Regions from separate parts of the Homo sapiens genome. Here regions 2 and 3 are each linked to region 1. The links are chromatin loops, found by intact Hi-C in ENCODE. Cell type or tissue: PC-3. All regions are shown on one strand. Each heading gives the region's core, and the rest is flanking DNA. Links, peaks and the distances in the headings are about the cores only.

What was found. Hi-C counts contacts between places; a loop is a spot of excess contacts. Peaks named below come from ENCODE experiments on the same cell type or tissue, not always from the same donor. Only the 100,000 strongest peaks of a DNase experiment are listed, where the experiment ranks them.
Region 2: it touches region 1 in a loop (3-fold over the local background); 90 of 110 quality-filtered maps call a loop at or near these places.
Region 3: a loop joins it to region 1, with 8 times the contacts of the local background. A loop is called at or near these places in 9 of 110 quality-filtered maps.

What each region holds. Positions count from the first base shown.
Region 1 is chr21:15,479,666-15,487,783 of GRCh38, reverse strand. No RefSeq gene overlaps it. Among named protein-coding and RNA genes, the nearest start is that of USP25, 250 kb to the left of the region's middle. RefSeq lists a silencer at 4,572-4,621. In PC-3, for the core only: a CTCF peak has its summit at 4,417 (motif pointing right); a DNase peak (open chromatin) is centred at 4,433.
Region 2 is chr21:14,877,011-14,885,128 of GRCh38, reverse strand. All of the region lies in intron 1 of ASMER1 (adipocyte associated metabolic related lncRNA 1), which reads left to right. Among named protein-coding and RNA genes, the nearest start is that of ASMER1, 38 kb to the left of the region's middle. RefSeq lists enhancers at 5,307-5,601, 7,010-7,079. In PC-3, for the core only: a CTCF peak has its summit at 4,294 (motif pointing left); DNase peaks (open chromatin) are centred at 3,978, 5,518 and 5,968; H3K4me3 peaks cover 856 bases; H3K27ac peaks cover 3,246 bases.
Region 3 is chr21:15,238,460-15,246,577 of GRCh38, reverse strand. No RefSeq gene overlaps it. Among named protein-coding and RNA genes, the nearest start is that of LINC02920, 180 kb to the right of the region's middle. RefSeq lists enhancers at 3,554-4,168, 4,169-4,784. In PC-3, for the core only: a CTCF peak has its summit at 4,341; no DNase peak of the experiment used is centred there; H3K27ac peaks cover 1,516 bases.

The DNA.
Region 1 (8,118 bases), core at 1,930-5,929:
ATTGTCTCGTTCTTGTTAGTTTTGCATTTTGGACTATTTAAGTATCCCAGAGTTGTGAATTAGGATTTATGTTTGTCACAAAAGCAAATGAAATGAACTCAGTGAATTTATCAGATTATCATCTTACAACACATTAATTAAATATTACCTATTACATATTTGTGTCTATAATTACTATCCAGTAATTATTAAACCAAGTCTGGTATTCTTGCAAATCAAACTATACAATCCAAGTAAATTTTTACCTTCAAATCTTTTTTCTGGCCATTTGTCTTTTTCTTTTAATCATACATTTTCTTTGGAGTTGTTAAAAGAGCAAAGTCATACATTTGAGTAAGTGCAGATGGCCAAGATTAAGAGAACATTCAGGCTAGGGTCCCTCCAACATAATTTAATTTAGGGGTTCGAGAGTTCCAGAAAGCTTTCCGCTGGGGTAGAAAGGCATTTTAGGAGGATGTGAGTGACTGGCAGCCTTGCCGAAGTAATTTGTACTCTCTTTCCAGCCAACTGCAATAACATCAACTTCAAGTGATAAGGATACTGCTAAATTTGCTTTAATTAATGTCAGGTTCCTGAGTAATAAATCACTATTAATTGTTGAGTTAGTTTTTTGGAAATGGCCTAGTCTTTTTGGCTGTTGCTGATATTTGGCTGGGAAAGTCTTCCACTTGTGGAGGCCCTACCTGCTCAATCATTTACTTTACTGTTCTTAGCTTTTCAAGGTAAGAATTTCATCACGGTTGAAGGTCCATGAAATTACTCTCATTTTATTTTGCAATTTTCCCAAAGAGTAGAATTTCATAACCTAATGTGGAATTCAAAAAGGGAAAACATCTATATGATTCTACTCTTCTAATCCCGAAGAGTAGAATTTCATAACCTAATGTGGAATTCGAAAAAGGAAAACATCTATATGATAAAAAATAACTGAACTTCTGTCTTCATTTTTCAATATTTTCTGGAGATGCCAGGATACACAAAACCTGTATTTTTTTCCTCTCTTCTCCCTATAATTTAGAGATGCATTTCTGAGTTGCGTAATTTCTAAAAAAGAATGTGTGTGCGTGCGCACATGCGTGTGTGTACTTGTGTATGTGTGCGTGTGTGTGTGCACATGGGTGTGTGCATGTGTGTGCGTGTGTGTGCATGCATGCACGTGTGCCTGTGTGTGTGCACGCATGCATGTGTGCATGTGTGTGTGTGCATGTGTGTGTAAGTTCTCCTAGCTATTTGGTCTATCCTTTAATTCAACTTATTTGAGCTGGTTGGTCTCATCTAGTCTAACCTTGCAAAGAATCCCCTTCTCAACCAAGGATCCATCTTGTGCAATAGCTTCTTGCTTCTGAGGCTTCCTAGAGCTCTATTTTCAGTTCAGTTTGGATTTGTACTTCTTGCTTCCACTGGGTGACTTTATTCTTTGTAGTGTACACTGTCACATGCATGCAGGAAATATGCATAGGTAAGTTCTAGTCTGGGCTGATCCTACAGATGTTTGATATGTTGTATAATTATGCCTCCTTGATATGTAACCATAGGCCATTTCAAATTCTGTTAAATTTGAAATATACCAAGTAGCATTATTGATTAGTTAATCCATGGACGTCATAAATTCTGAACTCTCTAATTGGCATATCTTGTATTGGTCCTTCAGATTCTCAGAGAAATGTGTCTGAACCAGGGTAAGAAAGGAACGACTTTCTTAATGCATTACATTGCAATTCAGTGAATATGCTAAGCTACCACATTAGGAACCTGGCCAAGCTCTTTAGTCAATTTTCAATTAATTTTAAGTGGGGGGAGGGGCAAAGGGTGCTGAAAAAGAAATGGGCTGAGAATTAGAGAGCCTGACACTGACATCTGACACACAGACAATTTACTGAACCTCATTTTCACATCCATTAATTCAGTGAGAGCTGGATGGTTGGGCTGGGGAGTTCCTCATGTCCTTTCCACTGCTAACTTTCTATGAATAATTCTTAATGTCCACCTGTAACCAGTCCATTGCTTATCAATTTCTTTATTTCACAGGGAGTAGGAGCAAAGTAAGGTATTAAAACTCGGATGGTCGCTTTTTTTTGTTGTTCTTACAACTTCTGGCATATAAGTTTAGGTTTGAAAGAAGAATTAAACCATTTATAAAAACAGAGAAGGAAATTATCTGTAGATTTGTGAACATACACAGCAGCTTCTCATTTAGCATATAAAATTTAGAACTGGATTTTTAAAAAATAGAATCTTTGCTAAACAAATGCATATTTTTCCTTCAACTTTTCTTTGTCTACAAAAATTTCTGAATACTAGTCCCCCCAATCGTCACTTATAGTTCTTATGAAGCAACTAGCTTCTTAAAAGCTTTGAGTTTACTCATCTCTCAACAGTGATTATAAGAGCCTCATTTGCACTCAATCAAAAAGTATGCCTATTTCAATGTCTTGTTATACTTCAATGATTTTCTAGCTTCACCTCAGCAGTGATTTTGCAGGATAAGAGTGGAAACCACTGGAAAATAGAAGACTGAGGAGAATTGTGTAGCATTGTATAAGATATCATAGGTATGGGTTGTTTTAATGGACTCCTCTTTACCCCATTAGTGAGGAAGGGATTTCCACGCTAGGGCTAAGGTGATGGCCATATACACAATACCTGGTGCTGGACAGATGGGATAGACAGCAATTTATTAGTCACATATACTCACAGCCCAGGAGAGGAGGACACTGCATGCCAGGGAGTATATCACCAGGAACAGAGTGAACAACCAGGGGCTGTGGGAGCAGGCTTTGTAGTATCAAGAGGGCATGATGTCCTGGTTCCCACAAGACGACGTGATTGGCTTGTTTGAATAAATCCATAGGCTAGCTGGGAACTGAAACCTACTCCCCAGTAATAGGCAGAAATTGTGCCTGGTCACCTCACTAAGGAGAGTTATTCAGTTAGGGAGCTTTATTCTCACAAGCAAAGTGAGGAGGGGAACTTGCAGTTAGACCATTTGAGACCCTCCATTCTTAGCAGATGTCAAGCAGAAAATAATATTGAATTTTAGTTTTAGTTCTAACGACACATGGATATATGAAGTTATATATTTTTTAAAAAATTATCTAAAGCAAAATTAAGAAAATTAAGAGGATCATATTTAAATAAAATATGGGAAACAATTATTGGTGAGAAATAAAGACTAATTTTTTTTGGAATAATATGTCAGAAGATGTATTCAAGCTTTAATAAATAACATCAAAATCCTGGAGAAAATGTTTTGTTTGGATAGAAAATGGGTGAATTTTAGGATCTTCCAGTTTTAAGCTTTTATCGTTTGTTATCACCTGATTGATAGTTTGTCTTTCTCAGGGATTTCATTAATAAATACCTTTTCCTGGTTTTAATTTCCCCTTTTGTTCTAAAGTGTCTCTGCATAGGTAATCTAAGCTCTTTCTGCATCTTACAAGATTGAGGTTGGCTTTTCCGGTATTTACTTTGCTTGGCTTTCACAGAGCAAATTTGAATTTATGATTTTAGGTTTGCTCAGCTCTTTTGTATATAAGAAAATGCTCTGCAAACAACAATTCAATAGACTAATTTTTATGTAATTTATAAATTGCAACACATTTTTAATGAGAAGAAACTATTCAGAGGAATAGTATTAAGGATGAACCTAACACTATTGAAAGGCTATTTTTCAATAAATGCTAGTGTAGTTTACAATCTTTTATGGTAGAGATGTATTTACCATAACCAACTCCTTCAATTTTCCTGGTACTTGTTTTGGCACTGAAAATATCGCATCCTAGGAAGCCTGTGAATCCTGAGAAAACCAAGACGGTTGGTCACTCTAGTTGTATTCCCATTAGAACTTATATTTCAGCAGGTCAGAAATAGATACAAGGTGACTGGCATATATCTTTTTAAAGTATTGTATTTCTTGCTATATCCCTGACACTTAAAAGATTTCTGGGTGTGTAGTAGGTTTTCAAAAAATATTTGATGGCAAAATGATTGAGAATACAGCCTACCAGTCAATGTCTAATTAACTCAGAAGGAGAAGGTTTATCTCATTGGAATATCATCTTTATCTGTTAGGAACCATCTCTTCTAATTCATGTGAGATAAAAATAGTTCTCTGATTGGAGAATACCTGGCGAAGTGTGCTGAATCAGTCAAAAGGAATGAGTGTTCCAAAATGTGAATGCTAGTCAGTTTGTAATGAGTATCATTGAAAATCCCAAGTTAAAAAGTCAGATGCTTGTTTATCATGTTACTCAAAGCATCTTTAGTAAAATACCCAAACCTCTAAAATTATCAATTTCACCTAACCCTTTGTGAAGACTGTACATGTCCACTCAGGTCTGATGGTGTAGGAGAGGCGGGGCAGGAAACCCACACTTGAGAAGGGACTCTGAGGCTACTTGCTGCAATCTGTCCAGCAGAGGGCGGTGGTACACCTCTGCAAAGACCGAGGCCCACTCTGGGATACGCGAGGATGGTCAGAAAGATGCCTAAGGCCTGCCTGCAAGCGCAGAAAATTAAGAGCATTGGGGAAGGATTCTATGCAGGAAAGCTCTGAGGTCACTTGATACAAGCACAGTGCTATCGTGCACAAGCTGTGGTTTCCCAGTGAACAGTCTTAAGTCACTCAGAAATATATGAAGTCTCATAATTTTACTTTAACCTAAAATAAAACAAAAACAATAAATTATCGTTCCTGAGGGCCAATGCACTAACTACAAAGCTCATTTAAAAATGAAAAAAACACTAAATACTCAAAACCAAGACAAAACACAAATGTATAAAGTTTAAAGGAAAAATCCTAATCATTTTTTCTAGCTTCTGATGATATCGAACATGTTCAGTGCCTTAAAGTTTCCCAAAGTTACAGTGACATTCTTTTAAACATACAGGCTTTTTGAGATCTTTAGGATTCTACTAGTTTTGTGTTTTGTGGCAAACTCTTGTGGCACAGAGCAGTTAAGTGCTTTATTTAGGGACACATAGCTAGATGGAGTAGAGCCAGTTAGTTTGAAAACTAGTTTATTTCTGTCTGCACTCACCTATGGCACTCTCCAATTACATACCACATATTAAATAACATTATATTTATCATTAATGATTACCCATGCTTTAACTGAAGACAGGTATTTCTTACAAATAATAAGGTGATTTCACCAAGACTAAACTTGATAATCTGATTTGTGTCCTAAAATGTCAACTTGCCCTGTAAATAATAATTCAGAAAAAAAAAAAGAGTGAAGTGTTACTTTCCAAAGAGCAGGAAAATTCTGGGTGCAAGAAAGAAACATTATTTCTAGATATCATTAAGGATTTCTTTAGTACTTTCAGAAAGGACATAAAGCATCTTTAGAAAAGAGAAGATAATGGTGAAATGAGGGAGGTTCTGTGCTCACTAGTGACATTTAATTTTCTTTGCTGAGGATGAAGAGGAAGATGAGGTCTCTGGGGACAGCTCCTAACATGCTTGCAGCAGGGTGACATTGTTGAATGCTTTTTCTGACTTCCATTTTTTCAGGGTAGTGAGAGCTGTTTGGCTTCTCCCCCTGGAATCTGCAGTCATTTGCTACCCTACAGCAAAATCTGGGTGATCACAGTTAGGAAAAATGGGTTCTGTGACTTCACATTTACATTCTGCACTAGTGTTCATGGGCTCCATTATTAAAAAAAAAAAAAAAAGAAAGACCCTCAGGGGACCCCCTTTCTCTGGCCTTGAAAGCTACATGGCAAATCTATAGCAAAGCTATTTGAAGGGTATACGTACTTGTGAATGACATGTGGTCCGCTCACCATCAGGAACAGATCTTCTTCAAGCACAGTCCTCTAACGTGAGCTGCTTGGCTTGGCTATCCAGGAGTTCAACTGCATGTGCTGTTTGGATTTGTTTGTGTCCAAATATATGTTTAACAGTAACTAATTTTTTTTTAATTGAGACTTCGCAACGGCAATAAAGAAGATTACTTCAGAATGACCCATCTGTAATTTACAATAAACTATATTTAATTTATTCAATTATGCATATAAAGCATATCTATGCATACATGTATGAAATGCCCAGAAACCGTGCTCAGCTTTAACTAAAATGAGATCCCTGGGTCCCCTACTAATCTTTTCTACATTCTTTTTTTGTTTTGAGACGGAGTCTCACTCTGTTGCCTGGCTGGAGTGCAGTGGCACGATCTTGGCTCACTGCAACCTCCACCACCTGGTTTCAAGCGATTCTGCTGCCTCGGCCTCCAGAATAGCTGGGACTACAGGCACCTGCCACCACGCCTAGCTAATTTTTGTATTTTTAGTAGAGACAGGGTTTCACCACGTTGGCCAGGATGGTCTCGATATCTTGACCTTGGGATCTGCCCACCTCGGCCTCCCAAAGTGCTGAGATTACAGGTGTGAGCCACTGCCCCCAGCCCCTACTAATCTTTTCTAGCTATGCACAGCTTAGGGGGAAAGTATCTTCAGTTTTGACCCTGATCCTCTTACTGTGTCATTATTTGAATTTTTTTTTTTAATCATAGGTTGACTTCCCTCTGTGTTCTCTGTTTTTATGTGGATCTGCCTCAGTGTAGTCACTTCCTGAGTCAAGACAGATGTGCTAATTGGAAGAATTCTCAGTCTCTCTCTGTTTGCAACCATTTAGAGTTCAGACTTTAAAATACAGCCTTTGCAGCAGAATTTCCACAGCTTGTATTTCTGTTCTTATTTACTACTATACATAGCCCCGCAAGGGCTGGATATGTGAAACTGCTCCATTTCTGTAAATATGTCTATTGTAACTCTTGATTATATAATTCCTCTTCATCTCTACTATAGTAGCCCCTTCAAATTGGAATTCAGTATCCCTCTTATGTTTGCATGTAGCACACTATACTTGTCTTCTCACAGAACTCATCAAACTGTCTTCAAATTGTCTATTTATTATCTGTTTCCCATTAGATTGTAAGGTCTGGGGACAGGAACACTCCTATCTTTATTTGTTCATTCATGCAACCAGTGAGTTGTTTCCTCCTGCCTCCATGCCACTAGTATTTGTTGAGCATCTACTATGTGCTAGACGTGCGTGCACACACGCTCAAACACACTTAAGAGCACAGCAGACATTTTCCTTGCAATCATTATGTCATCATTGAGCTAATAGGCTAATGAGGCAGGCAGAGGTTAATCAAATAATCAAACAGACAACATGAATTATCATTAAATGTGATGAAAGAAGGAGAGGTACATGATACCATGAAATTAATACAAAAGTAGCTGGGTGTGCAGTAGGTGAAGTGAATTCTGAACTGAAACTTAAAAGATGACAGAGTTAACTAGAAGGCAAAGTGGGAAAATAGTATTGCAGGCTACAAAGCTGCAAGGCAGAAAGGGTAAGTTTGAGAAATGGAAAAACATTGTGGTTGGATAACAGACAGTGAAGAAGAGAGGGGTGGTAGATGAAGCTGAATAAACAGGTATGGAACAAATTACACAGGGCCTTGGCCGCCGTGTTAGGAGTGTTGGCTTCCATCTAAAGAGCCGGGGAAATCCAGTGGAGCGTTTTAAGCACGAGAATCACAAGACCCTGTATGTAATTGCTCTGACTCCTGTGCAGAAGATGGATTGGATAGGATCCGAGTGAATGTAGAGATTTACCAAGGTGGCTCCTACAGCAGTCCAGGCAATAGATGATATAGTTTAAACTGGGGTGGTGGGGGTAGAGAAGGGTAGAAATTGCCACATGGTAGGATGAAACTGGATTCATATAGCTTTCAGCAAAGTGAAGAAAATCTTTCCAGAAGTGACTGGTTATGAGTGCTGGACATTACTTAGAATTTTCCCACTGTGCCTTGTTCACAATTTTATCTCCAGCACCTGACACATGCAGGTTCTTGTGGTTAGTGCTTAGTACATTTTTTTTTTCAAGAAAAGACAGAGGAGAGTAAGAAAAGAAAGCAAAAAGGAAACGCATAATCTCACCAGGCTTTTAGTGAAAAGGAAAAAATCTCTGGAGAGTTTTCACCACCATTCAAAATTCAGAAATCTTTTGCTGGTGTTTGATAGAAAGTAGCTCTCAAATCGAGTGCAAAATTTGATTGTTTATTTGTTTATATAGTGGCTACTTCCAGTGCTGGGTTGACAAGG
Region 2 (8,118 bases), core at 2,156-6,155, 600 kb after region 1:
GTGTTAGAAACTTTGAAATCTTTTCCAATACCAACTTTGAGGCTTCTTTTTTTTTTTTTTTTTTTTTTTTTTTTTTTTTTTTTTGAGACGGAGTCTCGCTCTGTCGCCCAGGTCGGACTGCGGACTGCAGTGGCGCAATCTCGGCTCACTGCAAGCTCCGCTTCCCGGGTTCACGCCATTCTCCTGCCTCAGCCTCCCGAGTAGCTGGGACTACAGGCGCCCGCCACCGCGCCCGGCTAATTTTTTGTATTTTTAGTAGAGACGGGGTTTCACCTTGTTAGCCAGGATGGTCTCGATCTCCTGACCTCATGATCCACCCGCCTCGGCCTCCCAAAGTGCTGGGATTACAGGCGTGAGCCACCGCGCCCGGCCTGAGGCTTCTATATTGGGAATGAAAGGGTGCTTGCTTTCCCAGCTACTTTGTGGGCATATGACCAGTATTAATATTTTAATTAAATATTGTCTTTGGGGGTTGCATTGATGTCTAAACAAAACTTTCTCTTTGCAGTGTTTAGAAACGACACCACCTGGTATTTAGGCTATAGGGTGAACACAGAGGTCTAAATATAGTTGTTGAAACAGTCCAGACCTATCAGAGTTACTGGATGGATAATTACAAAGTTATTTTGGCTTGGGGTTCTTTTCATCATCTTGCTCTGCTCAGTTTTGGGGTATTGCTCTCATCTGCATGGTTGAAGGTGGGAAGGATTGTCTTCGGCCAACCGTGTGTCTAGCTAGAACTCTATTACTGGAAAGGCAAGAGCTCCTTTGGGGGAAATCAAGCTACCAAAATGTGTATTTGTTGTTTTCCTGTAATGAAAAGTGGCAATTACATCTGCCATTATTTCAGAAGGACAGATGGACTTTACTAGTAAAGCAGCTGGGATGTCCTAGCTGACCCGCTAATGGAGTTAAAAATGGCTTTGTAAGGAACTCTTTGTACCAATTGGTTCCCAAACTGTCTTGTGAAGAAACGGAGAAAAAAAGAAGTTTTATATACAGGTATCTGGAAATGGGGGTAGGAAACAAAGAGGTTGGGGAGGCATTGATTTCTTCCAGCTGGCCTGAGTTACTCCCATTGAAAACAATTGAGAGCAGGGTTAGGAGCAGAAGCTGAAGGAGCTATGTCAATGAACAATTAAACTAGTAGTGATGAGAACAATGGAGACGAAAATAATAATATCCATATCATTTGTTGAGTGCTTACTAACTTCTGGCACTCTGCTCAGTCACTGGTATAACAATACAGTATTCCATTTAATGCTAACAATAATTTTATGAGGACAGAATTATCATTTCCATTATATTAAAGAAGGGAAAAAGTAAAAATTCAAGTTCAGAAAGGTTTTCTATGTTGCTAAAAATCAAAAAGATGCTAAGTAGCAGGGACAAATTTGAAATCTGGACCTAATTTTAGAGCCAAATTCGAAAACACCAAGTTATGTCTGACCCACCAGTAACAAAGTGCTGCTTGAAAGCTGGAGGAAGATTGCTTTCTTCCTATGCTTTTCAATACCTTTCTTTCTCCACCTCCCTTCCCTTCCTCCCACTCCCTTATCTCTTCCACCCCTGTAGGAGGACTAGTGTCCTCAGCCTTGGAGCTCTAGAGCTGACCACAGAGGATAGTGGTACTCAGGGTGGACTATTCTCAGAGAGGGACCCAGACCAGGGACTTGGTGAGGGGGTCTTTGAGGAAGAGGCCAGGGACAAAGAGGCCAGGGCTTATTTCTGAGTACACATGAGCTTTCCTCTTGAGACTTCCTGGAAGTACAGAAGACCTTAAGAAGGGCCCAATTCCTGGAAGATCTGGGTGCTAAGGTTGATGTGATTTCATTGGCCTTCCCATGCTGATGTGGCCCAGAACCATCTAGCTACACTGGTAACTGCCATAGACTATGCATTTGCCAAACTTTTCCCAAGTGCTTCTAGATCTGTAAGATGTAGGGACACGATGAGATGGTGCCTAAAATTCCTTTTAGCACGAACAAACCTATGAACCCATAATTTTTTTTTCAAATTCCAGCTGGAACTCAAATCGAGAGAGGAGGAGCAAATTGCAAATTCTTCTTCTTCTTTTTTCTTTTCTTTCTTTTTTTTTTTTTTTTTTTTTGAGATGGAGTTTTGATCTTGTTGCCGGTCTGGAGTACAATGGTCCGGTCTTGGCTTACTGGAACCTCCGCCTCCCAGGTTCACATGATTCTCCTGCCTCAGCCTCCCTAGTAGCTGGGATTACAGGCACCCACCACCATGCCCAGCTAATTTTTGTACTTTTTTTTAGTAGAGATGGGGTTTCACTATGTCAGTCAGGCTGGTCTTGAACTCCTGACCTCAGGCAATCCATCTGCCTCAGACTCCCAAAATGCTGGGATTACAAGCGTGAGCCACCGCGCCCAGCCGGAGCACATTCTTTTATGCTGATTATGATTCTCTGAAGAAGACCTCAAGGCCAATGTGACAAACGGGAGGGAAGAGCAAAAGGAGACTTGGCTCAGGGCTAAGCAATCATCTAGAAAGTTAGCATTTTGAGACACAACTTGACTAGAATGTTTTGCTTCTATTTATTTATCTAGAAAATCTTAACATGACCAAGGAAATCATGATTGTCACTGTTTTTCCTGGGCACCCTCCCTCCCCTGGCCTGGAGTCCCTAATTATGTGTAATTGGCTCAGGCTCCTGGGCCTCATAACTTCTTAAAGATGCATAAGAGGAAGTCATTCTCTTTCCTCAATGATGAGTATAGTGAGAATCCCCGTAAGTGATAAATAGATGAAGGAATTAATTTACATAATCCTCTTTCTATCTGTCCCTCTATCCATCCTTCCATCCATTTATTCAATAGTCGTTCATTTAGCACCTCCCATGAATCAAATACAGTATGCATACTGGAATTAGCATGTCCAGAAAAAGACATTTTCTGCCCTTGGGAATTTCAAAAAAATTCAAGAGAAGTGCTATGGCTTGAATATTTGTGTTTTCTCAAAATTTACTCATATGTTGAAATCCTAATACCCAAGGTGATGGTATTAGGAGGTAGGGCCTTTGGGATGTGATTAAGTCATGAGGGTGGAGTCTTCATGAATGGAACTAGTGCCCTTATAAAAGAGCCCTGAGAGAGATCCCTTGGCCCTTCCACCATGTGAGTATACAGAGAGAAGGTATGATCCATGGATCAGGAAACCAGCCTTCCCTAGACATGGAATCTGCTGGCACCTTGATTTTGAACTTCCCAGACTCCAGAACTGTGAGAAATAAATTTCTGTTGTTTATAAGCTACACAGTTTATGGTATTTTGTTACAGCAGCCTAAACAGAACAAGACAGTAAGTGGCAAAGAGATAGCAATGTGTTAACTGTTTTGATTGAAATTGAATGGTAAACCAAGTTGTATGCATCACAGAACAGGAGTAAAAAGACAAGCCTAAGAAGGGTCTTTGCTTTCTTCCTTTTTTTTTAGAGTCAGAGTCTTGCTCTGTTGCCCAGGTTGGAGTGCAGTAATACCGTCATGGCTGACTTGCACCTCAAACTTCTGAGCTCAAGCAATCTTCCTGCCTCAGCTTCCCAAGTAGCTGGAACTACAACTGCAAGCCACTATGCTCAGTTGTTTTTTATTTTTTATTTTTATATTTGTTTATTTATTTATTTATTTTTGAGACGGAGTTTTGCTCTGTTACGCAGGCTGGAGTGCAGTGGCACAATCTCGGCTCACTGCAAGCTCTGCCTCCCGGGTTCATGCCATTCTCCTGCCTCAGCCTCCCGAGTAGCTGGGACGACAGGCACCCACCACTATGCCCAGCTAATGTTTTTGTATTTTTAGTAGAGACGGGGTTGTTTTTGTTTTTTTAGAGACAGGATCTTGCTATGTTTATCAGGCTGGTCTCAAACTCCAAGCCTCAAGTGATCTTCCTGAGTCAGTGCCATTATAGGCATGAGCTACTATGTCTGGCTCCAGGTCTTAAAGTGTGAGTATGAATTCCTGGGGGATTAAGAGGAAAGGCATTCCTGGAAGCAGATATATAGGATGGTATGGGGAAAGGTTTGCATGACACACTTAGGCAATAGGAAGCAGTTTTACATGATTCAGCACACAAGATATTAATGAAGATAAAGAAAAAGATTGGTTGATTTTACAGAGACGTTGGTGTAATATGCTAAGAAAGCTCATATTATCATGAGGATAATAGAACTGCTGAAACAGTTCAGGTGGAAGAAAACTTATTCCTTAAGAGAATTATGAAAAATAAGGTATTCTTAAATTGGCAATCCATTTGTGACCCCTAGTGCCAATGGTGGCTTCTAACATCTATTCCCATTTCACAGTGTCTTGCTGTGCATTGATTCTCATCCTTAAGTTCTCATCATCCCCAGTATCACCTGGGAACAGTTAAAAACCTTAATGACCCAAATCTACTCCATTCCAGTGAATTCAAAATTTCTAGAACTGAGACCTAGACATCAAAAATATCTTAAAGCTTCCAGGTTATACCAACTACAGCCAAAGTTGAGAACTGCTAACCTAGTGGTGTGCTGGCAAGAAGAGCATGAGACCACTCTAGTGTATACCCTGCTAAGTCTCAGCTCTCCTATGCCATCCTTTAGGATATACACTGAATCCCTTTTCTGTCAGGTTTCAGTCTATATTTCTAAAAAAGGACTTCCTTGAGAATGGTATTGGAGTTCACTTCCTCAAATAGATCAGAATTTATTGTTGGAGGCAGAAAAATTAGCTAAGTGTTACAATACTGTAAGATAGTTACTCTGGTGTTAGTCTTTGCACAGATTGCTGTGGAAGAGACACTTACATTCAGAGAGGCAAGGGGAGGTGAAGTGTGTAGGAAGAGAAGCACTGAGGCAGAGTACAGGGTCCCAGGGATGAAGGACAAGAGGATTATTTTAGGTGGCGGGATCAGAATGTGTAAGGCACAAAGGCATCAAAGAACATGGCAAAGACTCAGGGTTCTCCCGGCACTTTGTTCATAGTATTTGTAGTATAGTCCCCACATTGTTGTGTCCAGTTCATTGTATACAGATTTAGTACTATTTCTATCCTATGAGGACTTTGAGGGTACATATGCCCAGAACACAGACAGCATGGCAGCATGGTCCTTGCTATATAATAGCCTCTCATGAATTAACCTGTTTTGCAGGGGGGAAACAAAGAAAGATTTAATACAGAATTCAGTCAGACAGAAGGTTGGAAATAACTAGCTTGAATATCATGAACTGACTTAAAGATTAAAAAAAAGGAACATAAATATTCATGGGAAAAAGATGAATTGAAACCAGAAGTTTCTCATGAATGTCATACCAGCTTAAATGTCTGAGTAGTGTCCAAATGAAATGCAGTGACTTCCTTTTGGTCAACATCCTAATCAATATGATCAGGTCTCTCAAATTGTATCCCATACTTCGAAGTCACACTTTGATTCATAGGGAATTTCCATTCTTCCTTACAGCTGTTGAGAGGGGAGTTCTAACAAGAGGAAGTAGCTCTGTGCACCTTCCTCACTTCCTTCCTGGCTGTGTCATTCCTGGGTCTGGGTCACCAGCTGCATCCAGGAGTCCCAGAGGGTGTCGTGAATGTTACTCACAGTGTAAATGGATCTAGAACACAACTTACTTAGAGCCATATCTTCTAGTTTTGATTTGTGTTAGAAGTGATCACAAAGTCGTTTAAACTTAAATGACACTGTCGAAACTGACATCAGTGAAAAGTATTTATTATAAACGTGTTCATTGTATATCTTAATTTCAAGGCTCTTACCGTTTTCTGTGCTTAAGTATTCTCTAATGAGAATCTTTACAAAAATTATTAAGGTGGGAAGCAAGTGGTATTATTCGCATTTAGATAGATAAACGGTGACAAAGATGCTTTCTTAAAAAGTTTTTAAACAAATATTGAGTCACAGGTAGGACTTGTTTAAACAAGTGAAAGCATTTCCAATAAGTACACATTGAAAAAAACGGACACATGGGTTGCATGAAATAACAGCTTCATGTGATCATCTCAGGGAGTTTTCCTAAGCATGCTGATTGGATTGGGTTAGTATTCGGTCAATGGCTTTTCCATACTTTTAAAGTTTGCCATCATTACTTCAAGAAAGTGAGTCTTGTCACTATCATTAAATACTTATTTGGAGCTCTGTAGCTATTTATTTCACTTCTTGTTTGAGCTTTAACACTGTGAAGATCTCAGATATTTTCCATTCATTATTCATATGAGGTTCATTGGATATATTCATCCATTTCTTTATTTTCTCTGCATCTGATATGGTTTGGTTTTGTCCCCACCCAAATCTCATATTAAATTCCCACGTGTTGTGGTGGGTCGGGGGGACCTGGTGGGAGGTCTTTCCCATGCTGTTCTCATGATAGTAAATAAGTCTCACGAGATCCGATGGTTTTATAAGAGGAAGTTTCCCTGCCCAAGCATTTTTTTTTTTTTGCCTGTGCCATCCATATGAGACATGCCTATCACCTTCCACCATGATTGTGAGGCTTCCCCAGCCAAGTGGAACTGTAAGTCCACTAAACCTCTTTCTTTTGTAAATTGCCCAGTCTCAGATATGTCTTTATCAGCAGCAAAACGGACTAATACAGCATCCTCTACCATTTTCAGCAAACTCCTTTTTATTCTGTAGTACTTTATATCTCTGATTTAAATCACATTTGCTGTTCTTGAATTCCTGTTTGAGCAAAACAAATAAACAAACATAAATGGCGTAGAATTAGTTGAAGAAATTGCCTTAAGGTAAGGCTCCAAATCTGACTATTTTAAAATATCTTAGGTTTATCTCTTTTAGATATGCCAATCTCAGGGCAGAGGTAGGTGAGGAAAGAGCTTATATGACTGCCCCTTCTCTGAGATTCAAAAAACGAGAAAATAAATTCTGTTGTTCAATTCTAAGACAAGTGGAAAAGATCAAAGACTTTATTACAGTTTTTTTATTTTTATTGAGCAGATTCACTTGGAACTTTGGCTTGCATGTGGAATGTTTACCTTTTAATAAGTGATCTGTTTAAATGTGGATCAGAGAACAAGGGTTTCTGTTTTACAGTTCAACTTTTGACCTTGGGGGATGAATGGGTGGAGGCTAAGAGGAAAAGTCCACTGTGTTTCTGCTGAACTTTTTACCCTTAAGAAAAAAATGAGCAAGTTTAAAGTTCACACAGTGCACAAGAGGTCTCCGCTGGGGATTTCTCGTATTATTAACTTCCTGACCTCAGATAATTAAAAAGGAAGAGCAGAGCCACCTCAGACTGTGACTCAACTTTGAACTTTTAACCTCCCAAGTAAAGTATTTAAATTGTAAATGGTAGACCCTGGAAGCTTTCTTATTGCTATTAAATTCCTTCATCCTTGGTCACAAAGTTATAATCTAGGCCAAAAGCATAGCCTGATCTTTCCTTTTTATTTACTTAACCTCTTTTAACAGAAAGGACTGAGAACACTATTTACCTAGAAATGACAGGTATTCTGGTGAAAGAAGTTAAGCTTAAAGGGTCACTGAATTTTGGAGCTGGAAGCAACCATAGATTATCTGTCCACTTCCCTCAGTGTGGAAAGAGAATACTGAGAACCAATTGGTTGAGTGACTTCCTTAAGGTCAGATAGTTAACAGGAGAACAAAAGAGCATCTCTAATTCATTAGCTGTATTTGTTTCAGTAGAAGAAGGATTAAAGCACGATTGGGGTTAAGGAATATTTCCCTATATTGCATAAGGGTCTAGAGGATCTGTGGCTTCTTTTTCTTTTTTTACATTAAAATTCATGAAGTAAAAAAAATCACTAGATAGGGATCAGGAGATCTGGGTCCTAAGTAGTGGCCCCTTCGCCCTTATTTATTGTGGAACCTTAGGAACTCATTTAACTTTTCCAAGCTGTGATTTGCTTTGTTGTAAAATGAAATACAGTTGGGAGGAGGTAATAAGCATCTGAGACCCCTTTCTGTTATAACGTATTTTGGTTCAATGGTATTCTTGCCTTAAGAATTCTCACTGCAATTTATGTTTAAACCTGAGCAGATATACAATTATAGGCAACATCTGTTTTTTTTTCTTTTTTTTTTTTTTAATACAAGATAAGGCTAGATGGCTGTGGTTTTAGGGTAATTGGTTATA
Region 3 (8,118 bases), core at 2,156-6,155, 240 kb after region 1:
AAAGGTAAGGGATGAGCTCGCCACTTCCACCTCTGGCATCCCAATTTTGTTTAATAACCTGCTATAGTCCTTCTTGAACCTATTTATATATAATAGCCCATATAATACCTTGAGGCAATGAGTTTCATAAATTTACTACTCACTGTGAATAGCATCTTGGTGTATGGGCTTTTTTATGGCGCAGTGCATTTTCATGATGAATCCATTTGTCCCTTTTTTCAACTTTTGCTTAATGCTTCTATCATTAGCTTAAATAAATGTGGGAGACAATTGAACTCCACTAAATAGGACAAAGGTCAGAGAGGAGAGCTTGAAGCAGTTAGACCATATTCATGAGCCACATAAAAGGCAGCTCTTTCTGAAGTTGAAGGCTTTTGTGGAAAGGGCCCTGTTTTAGAGTGCTGAGATTCAAACTGGACGACATGTCGGAGGATGACCTTGCAGGCAAATATTCATCTTGGGAGCATTTCAAGAAAAGATGACCCAGAGGCAAAAATCAGAGTCATAGAAATTACACTCAGCACAGGGATCCACTTCCGTGGTATAAAAGAAAACATTTTCTTTTGGTTTTTAAGAGTAAAATGACCATATCCTTAGATTAACATTATTGCCTAAACCCTGATGAGATTGGTAGAGGAAGGGTCTTAAAGACGATACCCATAAATATGTGTGATGGCTCATTTTGACATGTGTGTTCTACCTGCCACCAAAAGCGTCCAATTTATGAAGAGAAAAAATTAATTTAATGAAAGAATTGAAATTCAGAGTCAACATGTTTAGGTGCCAAATAGGTATTATAAAGTAAGGCATATAAAACTTTGGTTACTCAGTATTAGTTAAACCTTACTTAAGAATCTTGGACATTTATCCATAAACTTTAATGTGTATGAAAATCTAGGCAGTAGGTTATAAGTGGAGGTACCTTGGTACCCCCAGTTTTTCTGATTCAGTATGTGCAGAGAAAGTATGGGTGATGAGGAGGGTGATATGTATTGAGAAAAGTTTTAAGTTGTGTGTACATGTGTGTATTAAATTCTCATAGTGTAGTGGCCAGTTCCCTCCTACCCTCCTACCCTCCTATACATGCTACAGTGTGAACTAGGGTTAAGAAGGGAAAAAAGAATACATAGAATGAGAGAGACAGAAAGAGAGAGAGAGGGAGAAATTCAAATCTCTGGTACCAATAGATAGAGTTGTTAAAAGTATTAAATACATTCATGTGTTCAACCTATCATCTTAATCATTTTAAAAACAATTATATTACAAATTCAAATGCATCTCTTTTACAAATCTTTATACTCTTGAAAGAGATTTACGGACTCAAAAAAAGGTAACGTTAACATTTAGTGAGGACTTGCTGTGTGCCAACACTGTCCCAAGTGCTTAATGCACAGTAACACATTTAATTTTCACAATGCTGTGAGGCAGATGCCATGTTTATCCTTCTTTTACAGATGAAGAAACAGAGGCCAGATTTTGATCAAGTCCCCAAGGTCACACTGCTAGTGAGCTGCAGAACAGGTATCTGAACTCAAGCAGCCTGTCCTGGAAACTTAATAGTCAACCATATCGCATTTTTTAAACATTTGCTTTCCATCACTTCATTTATTGAATTTTAAACCTTGGCATAGGATTTTGCTGTTAAAAGAATTCTACACAGCTATTTTATTTCTCTGTATTATTTTAAGCCGCATTCTAGATGGATGAACTTGGAATTAGGACATTGATTCTCTCCTTTTTGACCTGCCAAGGTTGGATCACTAAATAGCACTGTTTTGAAACTCTAGAAGAGGACAGTTGTCACATTTTCTACAATAGAGCCCTCTAGGCCAAAGACACCCTCATTCCATGTAAGGTGGTAGATGGCCAGGGTACATTCTGGAGTGCTGCAATTTCATTTTCCCAGGTTATTTTAATAATTCCCTACAAAACAGAGCCCCAAGAAATCTCTTCTCACACTTAAAACAGCATGAGCTTCAAACTGCATGGTTATAAATATCTTTAAGACCACCCATTCTTTTCATTAGCAAGAAGGATAATATCTCTATTACAGCTGCAGGAACACACCCATGTTATGCTGTCTTTCACAGAATTACTGATATAACTCCTGGATTTTCTTTTCTTTTTTTTTTTTTCTGATTTTCCCCTCACTTTTAAACTTACATCACCTTCCTGAAGTCTTTCTTTTCACACTGGCCTAGTGCAAAAAAGTGATCTCATTTTAACGATAATAAAAATACTGCCCTTCACCAACGCAAAACTGATGCATGTTGATTATGACGCACCTGTCCCCTTCTGGATCTTTCTGTTTTATCTTCTCTAGGATCATTCTCTATTTTAAAGCTACTGTTGGGCCTCTTTCTCTTTTTGCTCCTTATCAGGATTTTTAATACAGATTCCACAAGTATCACACTACTTGAAAAATAGCTATCTAACTTCTTTTGGGATGAGGACTCCACATCTTCAGGAGGCATCTAATACTTCCCAAAATGAGGGCACTGACTGCTTCTTGGTGGTACCAAGTCTCAACCAAGAAAAACAGCAGATCATCCAATGCCTCCAATAAACAGATGACTCCCTTTCTATATGGAAGAGTATCCAGGTGGGAATAAGAAGAGCTTAGATGTCCTCAAAGCCTTTATGATTTAATCAGGAGGGAAAGTAATTCAGAGGAAATATGTTACAGAGCCAACTACATGTCAGAAGATAAAGTCCTACCCCCTTAGTCTTCATACGAGCCCTTCGGGCTATAAGTCTCCAGGGCCTCTGAATCCTCCTCCAACCACTCTAAATCCGAGTCCTGCATTCTGGCCACTCTGGGTGAAGAGCCCTTACCTAACCTAACGTTTAAAGACCCTTCCTGCTCCTACACCTTTGTTTTGGTACTTCCCTGCACCTAGAAGGCCACTTCCTCTCTCCTTGTTATCTGGCAAGCTCCTTCTTCCCACTTCAAATTCAGCTGTCGCTTCCTCTCATAAGTCACCCTTATTTACCCGTGCAGTTCCACATGTTTGAACATTTATCACATTGCTCTCATGACATCCACATCCTTTCTTCCACCAGGCTGTGAGAAACCGGGGGACAGGCAGAGACTATGCTCTTATTGTCTCCATCACTTAGCTGTGGAATCCGATATCTACTAGGTGTTTAGTAAAGGTTAGTGTCTTGAGTAGCCAGAAGCACAGTAGAGTAATTATGTATGATGTTCCAAATCTGGGTTCACATCCCAGCCCTGGTAATCCCTATGTGGGTGACCTTAATAAACTTACTTAACTTCCTTAAGCTTCAGTTTCTCTTCTATAAAATAAATATAATATCTACCTCAGAAGATTGTTGCTATGATAAAAAATAATATGTGAAGGAATGCAGTAAGACTTGGAAAATGGTAGTTATTAATATTGTCCTATTGTTAAAGAACAGCTTAAAGATAATAGGGTAAAATTTCATATATTTATGTGGAGGATATAATGAATAGAAAGGGGATGAGTCAGAGGTAGGTAAACCACAGCAGAATTTCTGGAGGAAGGCAATTTTAAAATTTAAAAATTGTAATGCAAATGCAACTTATAGCAGAGGCAAAAAATATACACAGCAGAAATAATGACACCAGGAGTAGACAAATAACACTGAAGCATGTTGAAAGAGGTGTCAAAATAATGGGATGTTGAGAGAGAACGGTGGGAGATGTTGAGCAGAGTCAATAAGATGGGACATGGACCCCTGGGGAAGCTCTCAAGTCATAGAATGAGGTGACTGTTGAAGATTTTTCATGCAGTTATATGTAGGATCTTTTGAAGCAGGAAGAGATTTGAAGGCAGGGAGAATAAATAAGAAAGACTGCAGTAATCCCAGGAACTCCATGTAGATAACTGTAAGGCTGTCCCTTACAAATGCTAATGTATTCATGCTAAATGAGTCCACTTTGGAATGTGAGGAGGCGGGAGGCAGAGGAAAGTGTTTATTAACCCTTGTTGACGAAAGCCACTCACTTATTGACTCTGAAGTTGAAGCAACCTGAAAAACAGCTTTATTTGAGAATGTCCAGAATTGAGTTAATGGCCAATCCCAAAGGGGAGAAGAGTAAGCACTTTTCAAGCATGTGCTGATCAAGACTTTTGCATATCTGAGCTCCTGCACTTCAAAGAGGACTTCCTGCTGGGTTTGCTTACTGCTTTAACTAAGTCCTTGAATTTAAGGACAGGAGATATTCTTGTAAGTGGAGAATTTTGAATAGTCAGATGTTGACCAATAGAGTTGCTCTTCCTGTTGGAAAATGATGCAGCTGGAGTGTTATTAATTGATCAAACTACTCCCCCACCTGGACTCCCAAGTGACTTTTCCCTGGTAGTTGTAAATGGGCAGGTATCAGAATTCAATTGTGAAGTGCCTTATGGTTATCCTGAAAGATTGGGATGCAAAGTCAAAAGTCCCCTCACCAAGAGGTCAGGTCACTAAGGTTAGGGTGCCCAGAACTGCATAATAAGTGTCAGAATACTGCCAGTAAGACTGCAAGGCAGAGTGTGGAATTGGAAGAACCCATGGTGAGGTATAGCAAGATGATAAATAGGCTTATCTTCCAGGGTTAAAGAAACAGCACCATGGAATCTGGTGAACCCAAATTGTGTTTGGAAACACAATTTTAAATTCAGTTGTCTTAGTAAGAATTGGATATATTTCAGAGCAAGAAAAGTGTACTTTTCTTCATCTAAGTACCAACATGTTAATTGTATTGTTTGTTGCATATAGTCATGACCTAACCCACCAGTGCCATTTTCCCCATATTGTGCTTAGCAATGATTATATTTGTTAGAAATTGGATCTGAAAAGTGATGACATTAGGATCCAAGTGCCAACAATTTCCTAGCATTGTATTTCAAATATTTGCAGAGACCAAAATGAGGAATTAATTACCTTACAATATTATCTTTAAACATTCATAAAATTTATTTAAAATCAGTTTTGTCTTAAGTTTTAAGTTTCCTCTACCTTTCTTTCAGAATTATTTGGAGAAAAAATATTCTAATGTTAAACATATTTGATTTTATGTCATTTTATATATTGCAAGTTGCAGTAGCATTAGCATATCAATAGATTTCACAAAGACAGTTTAGAATCACTCATTGATGAAATAACCAAATGGAAGTTCACAATACAAAGTACTACACAAATACCACATTTTCCTTTTAAAATACACTGAGTCAAAGGGAGCTATTATTATGAAAACCTTACATTTTAGGATGGTTTTTAGCTTTTTTAATATATATTATCCCATTTGATGCCCACTAGATACACTATATAAATAATGAAGTTGTGTGAAATGTTTTTGGTATTAAATGGCACTTGGCCAAATTAAAGACAATGAACCGTATTTCCATTTTTGGCATGTGATTTCAATTAATTCTGATAAGATTATACATTTCATTCCATGTGCACTGTATAAAAAATGAATTCATATGAGCTAATGTTATTAAAGTGTTTTGTTTGGCTCCTCCTGTCTCTGGAATGTACCAGGCAGCATGCAGAATATTGCAAGTTTGCATAAACAGAATGGCAGTATAATAGTCGAGTTGTATTTCTGTTGTCTTTTCAAGATATACCACAGCAGGACTAATGCCAATATATCTCAGCTTGAGCAAGATCCAATTTTCTCCTCTAAAATAAAAAGTCACTCCCAAGATTTAGACTTTCATTTTATAAAATTATTCCCTTAAAAATACACAAGATATGCCAAGACTGTAAAAAACAAAGACAAAAGCAAAAATGTGTATCTCCAGACACAATTTTTGCCCTATTAGGAAATGATATTTCATTAATCACTGCTTCACTGTACATTCTAATGTGTATGTGACTTTAAGGGTAATATATTGAGTACTGAGAGTTGCATGAGATGATTAACTTGATATTTTCACCACAAGGAGAAAAACCTTCATTTGTAAGGACAAATTAATACCTGATCAGATAGACCTAAAGCTGATGTTTCTAATTTAACAGTCTCTTCTCCAAATGACTTGGAAGAGTCCTAAAACCTGGGCTGTTATCCTAAGAAACATGTTTAAAATACTTGCCTTTAGCCAGACTCTGAAGTTTTTTTGGAGTAAAACCAGACATTTGATATGTCCCCTTGTTTTGTCTCAAAAGCTCCTGGGGTCAGATGTCACCAGTCATAATGCTTAATTCACTTGGGATAATATGCTACCAAGACATTCATCATGATTATACTGCTTAACCCAAATTAGTCAAAAGATTTAAAATCTTATCATTTTGCTGGAAGTTTATGAATTTTTTTTTCAGTTTTAAAGAGTCTAACTCAATTGTATCAATACATTAAATATTCCCCTAAACTCATATTTAATCTTGTATACATTCAAATTATTTCATCTTCCTAAAATAAATTCCTGACTCTTCACCTAAGCAAATCTTAACAACCTGTAAAATACCCATTCCTTTTGGAAATCTAACCTAACTATTCACTTCTATTTAAAATATTGCATGTGGCTGGGCACGTTGGCTCACGCCTGTAATCCCAGCCCTTTGGGAGGCTGAGGCAGGAGGGTTGTTTCAGCCCTGGGGTTAAAGTTTGGGCAACTTTGCAAGAACTCTTGACTCTACCATATACATATACATATATGTGTGTATATATATATATATGTTAGCCCAGTGCAGTGGTGCATGCCCATAATTCCAGCTACTTGGGAAGGCTGAGGCAGGAGGATTGTTTGGGCCCAGGAGGTTGAAGCTGCAGGGAGCCATGATTGCAACAGAGTGAGACCCTGTCTCAAATATATATATATATATATATATATATATATATATATATATAGTATCTCCACTTCTTTGTATCTGCACTTTCTAAGGACTTAAGAAAAATAAAATCATAGCTTTTCCAATGCAATGTAATAGTTAGCTCAGACCCTCTCTTACTGCCATTAACCCAATATGAAAACTAGAGTGGGACATAATTATAAATATGTTGCATGTATCTTATACTGCACTGTATTAGGCCATTATTGCATTGCATTTATATAAATAAATTCTTGAGACTGGGTAATTTATAAAGAAAAGAGGTTTAATTGGCTCATGGTTCTGCAGGCTTTACAGGAATCTTGGGGCTAGCATCTGCTCGGCTTCTGGGGACGCATCAGGAAGCTTATAATCATGCTGAAAGACAAAGCGGGAGTAGGCACATCACACGGCCAAAGTAGAAGCAAGAGATGGGAGGGGTGCCACCTTGAAATGGCCAGATCTCCTGTGAACTCACACAGCAAGCTCACGTATCACCAAGGAGGTGGCCTAAGTCATTAATGAGGGATCCACCCGCATGATCCAAACACCTCCTACCAGGCCCCACCTCCAACACTGGGGATTGCATTTCAACAAGAGATTTGGGCAGGGACAAATATCCAAACTACATCATATACTAATTATATTTCACTAGTTTATGTATATTTCAGATGTGTTAGTCACGTTTCCCCAACCGGATCTTAAGCTCATTACAGAGAATAAGGAAAAAAAAAAAAAACAATATTAACTGACGTGTTGTAAGCAATGGAATATGTTAGAGACTTTATATACACTATCCTAAGCAATCATTTAGTATTGAAGTTCAAAATCTTACACGTCTTGTATGACCTCCAAAATGCAGGGTACAGTTGATGTTCAACAGATGCTTCCTCATTTGAAAAACAGTATTTAAAGTCATTTTCTTCCATAGACGTTATTATTGCTAGTTAATTCTGTTAGCCATTAGTAAAGCGCTTTCCTTCTAAGATTAGCCAATTTTCACATTCATGAAAATTTTAGTCTCATTTTTATAAATGCCAATAATTCAGAGAAAGTATCTTGCAGTAACACAATAACTTTAATTAATGTGTTTTGTAAAGTCTTTCACTCTTCTATCTATTATTTCTGGGACTTAATATGGAAGGATAAGTTTACAGTAAATTCTCAGTCCAATTATTAAGTTATGGACTCTGGACTAAAAATGCTAGGCTCAGATTCTCGCTCTACCAATTTGAGCATGTTATTTAAACTTCAGCGCTCTCTCTGCTCACTGCAACCTTCGCCTCTTGGGTTCAAGCGATTCTCCTGCCTCAGGCTCCTGAGTAGCTGGGATTACAA